Regions from separate parts of the Homo sapiens genome. Here region 1 is linked to region 2. A link is an interaction called in ENCODE POLR2A ChIA-PET data of the cell type or tissue named here. Cell type or tissue: HepG2. All regions are shown on one strand. Links, peaks and the distances in the headings refer to the core of each region. The heading gives the core; the rest is flanking DNA.

Evidence for each region. ChIA-PET counts read pairs that join two places held together with the same protein. Peaks named below come from ENCODE experiments on the same cell type or tissue, not always from the same donor. Only the 100,000 strongest peaks of a DNase experiment are listed, where the experiment ranks them.
Region 1: POLR2A ChIA-PET joins it to region 2 with 5 read pairs; 2 of 35 experiments call an interaction of 5 or more read pairs at or near these places.

Annotation. Positions count from the first base shown.
Region 1 is chr14:103,184,886-103,189,614 of GRCh38, forward strand. It overlaps LINC00605 (long intergenic non-protein coding RNA 605), which reads right to left and starts at 4,143. Exons shown (of 3, transcript NR_033938.1): 1 at 3,707-4,143; 2 at 3,492-3,562; 3 at 2,336-3,385. It also overlaps the pseudogene GCSHP2. RefSeq lists a silencer at 4,212-4,261. In HepG2, for the core only: no CTCF peak of the experiment used is centred there; a DNase peak (open chromatin) is centred at 2,216; H3K4me3 peaks cover 1,320 bases.
Region 2 is chr14:103,244,059-103,248,787 of GRCh38, forward strand. No RefSeq gene overlaps it. Among named protein-coding and RNA genes, the nearest start is that of LINC00605, 57 kb to the left of the region's middle. RefSeq lists an enhancer at 1-700. In HepG2, for the core only: no CTCF peak of the experiment used is centred there; DNase peaks (open chromatin) are centred at 1,623, 1,873 and 2,283; H3K4me3 peaks cover 378 bases.

The sequences.
Region 1 (4,729 bases), core at 863-3,362, 59 kb before region 2:
TTGCAGTGAGCCAAGATCATGCCACTGCACTCCAGCCTGGGCAACAAGAGCAAAACTGTCTCAAAAAAAAAAAAAAAAAAAAAAAAAAAAGAACTAGATGAACTTATGAGTGAAGAAGCTTATAAAAAATACGGAAAAATCTATTGAGGAGTGAAAATAACCCCTAAATAAACTAGTATGAAATAATTTAAAATATAAAAATAAAAAACAAAATTAATAAAGTAAAAAACAAGTCTTATGCCTGATATATGAACCACACCAAAAGTTCACCAAATTGCACGATGCCGTAATCAGAGACAATCAAACCACAAACCAAGAGGAGCAGTTGACGTTTTCCCTGCTAAAAACAGCTGTTCCAGCAGCCATGGTGCCTGTAGTCCCAGCTACTTGGAAGGCCGAGGCGAGAGGAGTTAAACTTCAGCCTGGGCAACATGATGAGACCTCACTATTTAAAAACAAAAATTGAAAAAGAAACCTAAAAAAGCAGGTTTTCCGAAGACGTTGTTATAAGGCTCCATATAATAATGAGACTCTCACCCTCTCAATGCCATTCTTCATTTGGCAGGATAATGCTATAATTAAAATTTCACAATAAGTAACTGCTATAGGTAACTTGAGAAAACCTGACCTAAAAAAAAAAAAAAAAGAAATCCTTTTAGTCCACCTAGTGGGCAAATTTGGCATTTTCCCTAACACAGTTTTTTGTTCAAATTGTACTGGTGGTCCCTTTTATAAACCTGGCGTTCACAAAGTAGTGATTAATTCGATCCTGTATGAAATACTTCTCAGTGGCTATCACAGGCCTGGCCCAGTCTCCTCCATGGCCTTTTGTTTAATTTGTTGCCCTTAGGCTGGGGCTGTTAGTTCAAAACCACTTCTACGAACTAAGTTTATTATATTGTTGCCAATTTTTTCATTATAATTTTTAAATGTTGTTCTTAGTGCCTGTCTAATCTCAACGAAGCCAACTCTCCTAACAGGATAATACTTGCTCAACACCTCCAGATAATGACTAATGCCTACAAAGCAGATGAAATAAAATGTAATACTGGACTCCAGATGAAACTGCTTTGAGGCCAGGTGCAGTGGTTCACGCCTGCAACCCCAGCACTTTGGGAGGCTGAGGCGGGCAGATCACCTGAAGTCAGGAGTTCAAGACCAGCCTGGCCGACATGGTGAAACCCTGTCTCTACAAAAAAAAAAAAAAAAGAGAGAGAGAGAGAGAGAGGAAAAAAATCAGCTGGGGGTGGTGGCGCATGCCTGTAATTCCAGCTATTCAGGAGGCTGAGGCAGAAGAATCGCATGAAACCAGGAGGCAGAGGTTGCAGTGAGCCAAGATAGTGCCACTGCACTCCAGCCTGGACTACAAGAGCAAAACTACATCTCAAAAAGGAAAGAAAGAAAGAAAGAAAAAAAGTAACTGCTTTGAGACATTTTTTCCTTCTGGCCTCGTTATTACACAAATGTGGCCCAGGTTGCTGACTTAGACCCCGCCATGTTCCCTCCAATGTGGGACAGAGACAGCTGGCACAAGCCCATTACAGCCCCAGGGACAGATAAGCCTGGCTGCAGAACGGCTGGTTAGCGATGCTTTCAGAGAAATATCTTGATCAAAAGAGAAAAATGTAAAGCTAATCACACAAATTGGGTCATTCTTGTCCCACCCAACCAAGGGTCAAGAGGCCAGCGGGAAGGAGCACTCAGGGCACATAGAATTTCTCCAAGAATGTCATTCTCTGTAAGACCGGCTGCTGAAACTGCTGCCACCTGAAACCAGTTTACCTAATGCCTACTAAACAACCTGCTGACACGACTCGTTTTACCCTCTGCCCTCACTCATCAGTCGGAGCTTGCCAGCTCCCCAAACTCACCAGTGCCAATGAGCTTTCTTAAAGAGCAGTAGTAATATTTCTCCTCTTTATAAAACCTCCAGCCTTTCTTCATTCTTTGGACATCCTAAAGACCACTCACGCTACAGATATCCACAAATTACACTTCTTTCCCCAAATAAAACATTTTAATTTTGAGGATTCATCTCTGTATTTAACTTCGACACTGATAACAGGGAAATACGCAGCAAAGACACCTCAACCCCCAGGGGTCCCCTTCTAAGCACTCCCTCCCCCAGTCAGCCCAGACTTCCTAGGGGCGGGGAATGGCTGGGCAGCTCCACCTGTGACAATGGACTCTGCCCCGTCCCTGATCGAAATGACTGACAGCAAGCTCTCCTTCAGGCCTGGCCTCCCCGGAGTTCTCACTTAGCAAATGGCTTTCTAATGAGAGCACAGGAATTTGTCCCTATGTGTGGACTGACAATGAATAAAAGAAGCAGAAATCCATGGTGAACTTTATTTCAGCGAATAGAGGACAAAGATCAGCGACAGCTCCTGTGGGATTCGGGAGATTTGTCAGCCACGTAGGCATAGAAGATGGGAAAATGGGATCCACTTTTTTCCCCTTTGGGGCCAACCTGGCAATTTGTGTGCAAAGCACAGGAATTCCACACAAGGAATTTGGCGTAATAGAAGTAATTAGGGCTGGGCGTGCTGCCTCATGCCTGTAATTCCAGCACTTTGGGAGGCCAATGCAGGAGGATTGCTTGAGCCCAGGAGTTGAAGACCAGCCTGGGTACCATAGCAAGATCCTATCTCTACCAAAACAAAACAAAACAAAACAAATTAGCTGGGTGTAGTAGTGTACACCTGTCTAAAAAAAAAATGTAATTAGTAACAGGAATGCTCCAAACTCAGGAAAAAAAACAAAACAATATTTTTAAACTGCTAAGAAGACCAAAAATTATTTCAAAACCATGAGGTAAAATGACAGAGGTCCTGGTGAGGAGAGGACTTTATCAAGGGTGTAATGGAAGACGCTGGGCATGATTCACATGTTGTGGAGACCCCTGGAGAAGGGGGGCTAGAGTCAGGCAGGGGTGTGAGTGACCCAGGCACAGAAGTGGGGCAGGAGGGACTTGGGACCCTCCTTCTGAAGCTCCCCAGGAGGCTCCTCCTTTTACCTGCCCTTGATCCTGGAGTCCTCTCTGCCAGAGACAGGAGGCCACATGGTTCTCACCACCAGGCTAGTGGACAAATCCCTTTGTTTCCAGGGTGGGCCTGGAAGGGATTAGGTTACTTTCTGGTCCACACCAGAGGCTCCCCTAGAAGGCAGACAGCCCCAGGGACTGACTCAGGGACCCAGAGGCTGGGATGGGGGAGGCCAGGGAGTGAGGCCAGGGCAGGCAGCTGTGGGGGCTGGGCTGGGGAGAGGAAACAGTACTGGGGCAGAGGGGACGCCTGTAATCCCAGCACTTTGGGAGGCCGAGGTGGGAGGCTCATTTCAGCTGAGGAGTTCAAGACCAGCCTGGGCAACATAGCGAGAACGGTTCCTGGGGGAAAAAAAAAAAAGAAAAAAAGCATGAAATACAATGTGTCTATATTGAAATCTGTACTGTAATTGAGATGAAATACTGTGGAAAAACTCAAGGAATTTACCTAAATGCTCCGCAATCTAATTCCAAATACCAATGGTAATTCTCAATACCTAATTAGGAAAACATCACAACCTGCATTTGAAGAAAAGAGTAACGTTCAACTTCTAACGAGGCGTGCGATCATTTCGGCACTTGGAACATGAAACAAAGTCAAAACATTTTCAGGCAAGGTGAATTGCTGATCAAGTATCAGATGTCCAGGTCTGCTCCCCTTACCGTTGCGATTGATTCACCACTACATCTCTTCTGAAAGTACCACACGGTGTGGAATCCTCAACTTAAGTACAAAACACGACGAAACTGATTAGGAAAATCCATTTGTCAACTGTGGGAGGCTCTGGATGTGTAGAGTACCTAGACTGTGGTAACCCCTCCACCCTGCGTGCCTCCATCACATCATCCAGCTGTTCACCTTAAATAAATACAATTTCTATCCATCAATTACACCGCAATAGAGCTGGGGGCCATTTTTTAAAAACTTCCTCTGGCATGCAGCAATTGATAAGAACTTGCAAAGCTGAGAAGGCACCGATTTAAAACTCGCGCCAACGCGGCTGCGCGCCTTGTCCTCCGCCCAGGAACCCTGGAGGCCACGGCCTCGCCCGGCTCCTGCGCTGGCACTGGACGTCCCGCCGGCTGTACCTGGCGCCCCGTGGCCTCGCTCCCGACCGCTGCCCCGCAGAGGCCTCCCGACCGCCGAGGCCCTCGCCACGCCCGGGTGCCCCCAGGGGGCGCCGGCTTCCACCCACAGAGCTCCCCAGGCCTGGGCGGGCGCAGGGAGGGCGCGACCGGGGCGCACCCGCGCGGGAACTTGGCAGAGACTCGCGGGACGTGGCGGGGGCGCCTCAGGAAACGCGCCGCGGGGCTGCGGGGTCGAGGGGAGGGGACTAGTGTGCAGGGGCCACCCTCTCCCCAGCCCCGCCCCCCGAGTCCAGCTCCGCCCCTGATGCGTACCTGGCGGGACTGGGTCCCAGGGGCTCTCCGCGCTCCTTCTGGGGGCGCCACGTCCGGACCTTGTCCCCTGCTGAGGACTACCTCGCGGGCCGGGCGGGGTGAAGGGCGCTGTTAAGAAGGACAGTCCCGGGGAATGAGGGGCGAGGGGGAGAACGGGGTCGCCGGGTCGGGAGAAGATGACAGACGGGGCAGAGTAGAGGCTGCAGAGGGTCGCCCGGAGAGCGCGGGGGTCCCCCCACCAGCATCCCGTCGCCGCTTCCCGTCTGACCCCACCCGCTCCCCGTC
Region 2 (4,729 bases), core at 770-3,269:
ACCACACAGTCTAAACTAGTCCCAGTTGGCTAAACATTTAAACTTTCTTAGATAAGGTAGGCACGTAAGGGAGGTGAGAAGGGAGAGAAGGGGGGTCATTTACGGAGGGACTAGGAGGGTAACCTATTCCCTAATAAGGAAAGAAATGTGGACTGGGGTTGTAGCAAGTTCAGGCATGCCTAGGCATATTCAGACAAGCTGCGGTGCAGCACAGGCAAGGGGGTATTTGGAATTGTAGGATAGAGAATGAGGAAACTGGATAAGCTGTTTGAAGAGGAAACCTAACTGCATCTAACATTTTATTTATTTATTGAGACAGAGTCTCACTCTGTTGCCCAGGCTTGAGTGCAGTGGTGTGATCTTTGCTCACTGCAACCTGTTTCCAGGGTGCAAGCAATTCTAATGTCTCAGCCTCCGGAGCAGCTAGGACTACAGGCATATGCCACCATGCCTGACTAATTTTTGTATTTTTGGTAGAGATAGGGTTTCAACATGTTGCCTAGGCTGGCCTTGAACTAACTCCTGGCCTCAAGTGATCCACCCTCCTTGGCCTCCCAACATGCTGGGATTATAGGCGTGAGCCCCTGCACCTAGCTGATCAACATTTTAAGTGTAAATTTGCCCAGCATCACTGGGAAGGCTCATTCCCATGGGGGGGGGGGGGGTAAGAGGAGAGGTGCTCTGGCTCATGAACTCGGTGAGGTCTCCAGGCAGAAGATATTGGCAGCACAACGGGACAGAGCAGCGGGATCCCAGGCCGCCTGCTTGGAGAGAAGCTGTGGTGTCGCGGATCATTCCTAAGTGTTCTAGCTATCATGATTTTCGTTTTTATTCTTGACTTTAGACATCTAGAAATACAAAGCCTAATCAAGTGAAGAATAAAAAATATGATGCAAATAAAATCCCAATCTGGAAAGCATTCCTATTCCTAAAGGTAATCAATCATGTAAATCACGTGAGGGGTCTGTTTTTCTACCATCTTGCAGCCATTTTGCCTTTTTTTTTTTTTTTTTTTTTTGAGACAGAGCATCACTCTGTTGCTCAGGCTGGAGTGCACTGGCGTGATCTCAGCTCACTGCAACCTCTGCCTCCTGGGCTCTAGTGATACTCCTGCCTCAGCCTCCCAAGTTGCTGGGATTACAGATGTGTACCACCATACTTGGCAAATTTTTTTTATTTTTTATTTTTTTTTATTTTTAGTAGAGATGGTGTTTCGCCATTTTGGCCAGGCTGGTCTCGAACACCTGACCTCAAGGGATCCACCAGCCTTGGCCTCCCAAAGTGCTGGGATTACAGGTGTGAGCCACCGCACCCAGCCCATTTAACTTTTTGAGTGATTTCTAATTAATTTCCCACTTCTCGTCCTGGTCTGAAGAATAAGGTAACTGGCTGCAGATCAGCTTCAGCTGGGGATCTCCAGGTGGAAGGTACCCATGCATGCAGGACTGCCTTTTTATTTATTTTTTTTAATTTTACGTTAAGTTCTGGGATACACATGCAGAACGTGCAGGTTTGTCGCATAGTATACATGTGCCGTGGTGGTTTGCTGCACCTATCAACCCAGCATCTAGGTTTTAAGCCCCACATGTATTAGGTATTTGTCCTAGTGCTCTCCCTCCCCTTGCCCTTTACCCCCTAACAGGGCCACGGTGTGTGTTTTTCCCCTCCCTGTGTCCTTGTGTTCTTATTGTTCAGCTCCCACTTATGAGTGAGAACATGCGGTGTTTGGTTTTCTGTTCCTGTGTTAGTTTGCTGAGAATGATGCCTTCCAGCTTCATCCATGTCCCTGCAAAGGACATGACCTCATTCTTTTTTATGGCTGCGAGGACTGCCTTTTTAAAATGAGAAATGTGAATGCATGAGTCAGTGCCTTTGAGTTTAGCTGCACAAGGAATTGGTAAACAATCCCCAACATGGGCCCTTCTGGTGAGCTGGAGGGAGTCCCTTATTTGATAGAAAGAGTCCTTGATTTGATGTCTTTTCCAAGAATCAAAACCTCCTAGTTGCAGGCCATGACCTCTGATGTCTTCGTCTCCTGGGTGCTGACTCTTCAAAGAATCTTTAATTTAGAGTTTTTAGTGAGAAGCTGTATAAGGCCTTGCAATCATGAAGAATGTCACCTTTAGGGTGAGCTGGTTCACTGGGCTCCTTCCTCCAGGCACATGGGGCTTCCTGCAGTTATTTCAAAGGGAGAAAGCTGAGGTTTTCCAAACAGGTAGAAGGTAATTTAAGCAATACCAATGGAAGAGCCTTAGGCAAGACAAGGTTCAAAGTTTCTGTAAACTTTGCCATTTGTTCTTGTATCCATTGTGGCAGGAAAATAAGGTCTGGAGGCAGGGAACATAAGGCCAATTCACACTTCAGCTATAACAGGAAATATCCTCTCCATATGGCATCACTTTACGTCATCCTCTTCATTTACACAGGGTGTACCCCAAGTAGAGGGTATTTAAACTCACATAAACTCACAAAAACTCTGTAACAGGGCCTTTGAGCCCCTATGCTCAGGCCCACTACCACACTGTGGAGTGTACTTTCATTTTCAATAAAACCCTTCATTCGGCTGGGTGCAGTGGCTCACGCCTGTAATCCTAGCACTTTGGGAGACGAGGCAGGTGGATCACCTAAGGTCAGGAGTTCGAGACCAGCCTGGTCACCATGGGGAAACCCCATCTCTACTAAAAATACAAAAATTAGCTGGGCGTGGTGGCGGATGCCTGTAGTCCCAGCTACTCGGGAGGCTGCGCACGACAATCGCTTGAACCCGGGCGGCAGAGGTTGGCAGTGAGCCGAGTTTGCACCACTGCACTCCAGCCTGGGCGACAGAGCAAGACTCCGTCCCAAGAAAAACAAAGTAAGACAAAGCCCTTCATTCTTTCCTTGCTTTGTTTGTGCGTTTTGTCCACTTCTTTGTTCAAGACACCGAGGACCTGGACACCCTCCACTCTTAACACCGTCTATGTGTTCCGCCAGGCCAGAGGCTGAGGGTGGCATGCATAGTGCAGTGGTGAAAAATCGCCGTATGTCACAAATAGACCGAATTGTCTGACAGGTGAAATGGGTTCCTCGGTTGCTGTGCAACTTGGAGGACTCCCCAAGAAGGAATAATTTTCTCTAGCGAAAATTTACCTACTGTTCAGGCCATGGCTCTACGGCATGGCAATGCTTCAACCCAATGAGAAAACATGGAAATCATGACCAGGATGTACTTGTATCCTTGAGATAAAGGCAGTTGGACAAAATTCAGTTGCCATTTTATCTCAAAAGGTCCTGATGGGAAATGTCTCAGGGAAATGTCCTTGAGGAACGTGGAGTGCTTTTCAGAATTGTGTTGGGACAAGCAGGATGGGGGGAGTACACTTTTTTTTTTTTCTGAGATGGCGTTTCGCTCTTGTTGCCCAGGCAACAAGTCTTGTTTTGTTTTGTTTTGTTTTTGAGACAGAGTCTTGCTCTGTCACCCAGGCTGCAGTGCAATGGCGCAATCTTGGCTCACTGCAACCTCTCCCTCCCGGGTCCAAGCTATTCTCCTGCCCTCAGCCTCCCAAGTAGCTGGGATTACAGGCGCCTGCCACCATGCCTGGCTAATTTTGTATTTTTTTAGTAGAGATGGGGTTTCACCATGTTGGTCAATGTGGTCTCGAACTCCTGACTTCAAGTGATCCACCCACCTCGGCCTCCCAAAGTGCTGGGATTACAGGCATGAGCCGCTGAGTTCAGCCGAGAGTACACCTTTTGAGCCATCATGGGTGATGGTTTCCAGGAATATTATTTTTCCATGAAATTGTTTTTCCATGAAATCGTTTTATCTGACTCCAGTGAGTTGACTCATGAACATATTGTAAAAAGGGTAACCAAAGTCGCGAGAGAAGAATTGGTCTATCACTGAACTGTACCATAAACCCATTTCAGGAGAGGACGTGACATCCCCCTCTTACTTTTCCAAAGCTTTAACTCTTTTTCAGGGCCTTTCTCTGTGCTTTCTTCAGCGAGGTTTTTTTGTTTTGTTTTGTTTTTGAGATGGAGTCTCACTCTGTCTTCCAGCCTGGAGTGCAGTCGCGCAATCTCAGCTCACTGCAACCTCTGCCTCCTGGGTTCAAGCGATTCTCCTGCCTCAGCCTCCCGGGTAGCTGGAATTACAGGTATGCACCACCACGCCTGGCTAATTTTTGTATTTTTAGTAGAGACAGGGTTTCACCATGTTGGCCAGGCTGGTCTTGGACTCCTGGCCTCAAGTGATCTGCCCGCCTTGGCCTCCCAAAGTGCAGGAATTACAGGCATGAGCCACCGTGCTTGGCCTCCTTCAGCAAAGTTTTAATTGGAGCATATGCTTGCAGGGATAGCTCGAGATGTATAGTTTTTGGGTGAGGAAAGACACTTCAGCAACAGTTTTGGTCACAGCCTCTGTGAAACAGTTGCTCTTACCATCAAAAGTGTCTGGCTTCCGATGTCTAGGAATTTTGATAAGGGCCAGTGATTTCAGTTTCTGAATGACCTCCAAGAGATCAAAGGCCTGTTGGCCATTTTTAAGGGATTGTCTGGAAGAAGTCAGGAATCTACGTTATTTCCGGAGCATCCCCAAATCACGTGCTGTTGTAAATGCGCCTCTGCTCTCTGTGTAAACTTCAGCAACCTTGCTTTCTGCGCATCGACAGGCTCTGGCTAAGGCAATCAGTTTTGCTGGGTGGGCCAACTTTGCCTCTGGGAGAGGGTTGTCTTTTAGGACTTCAGT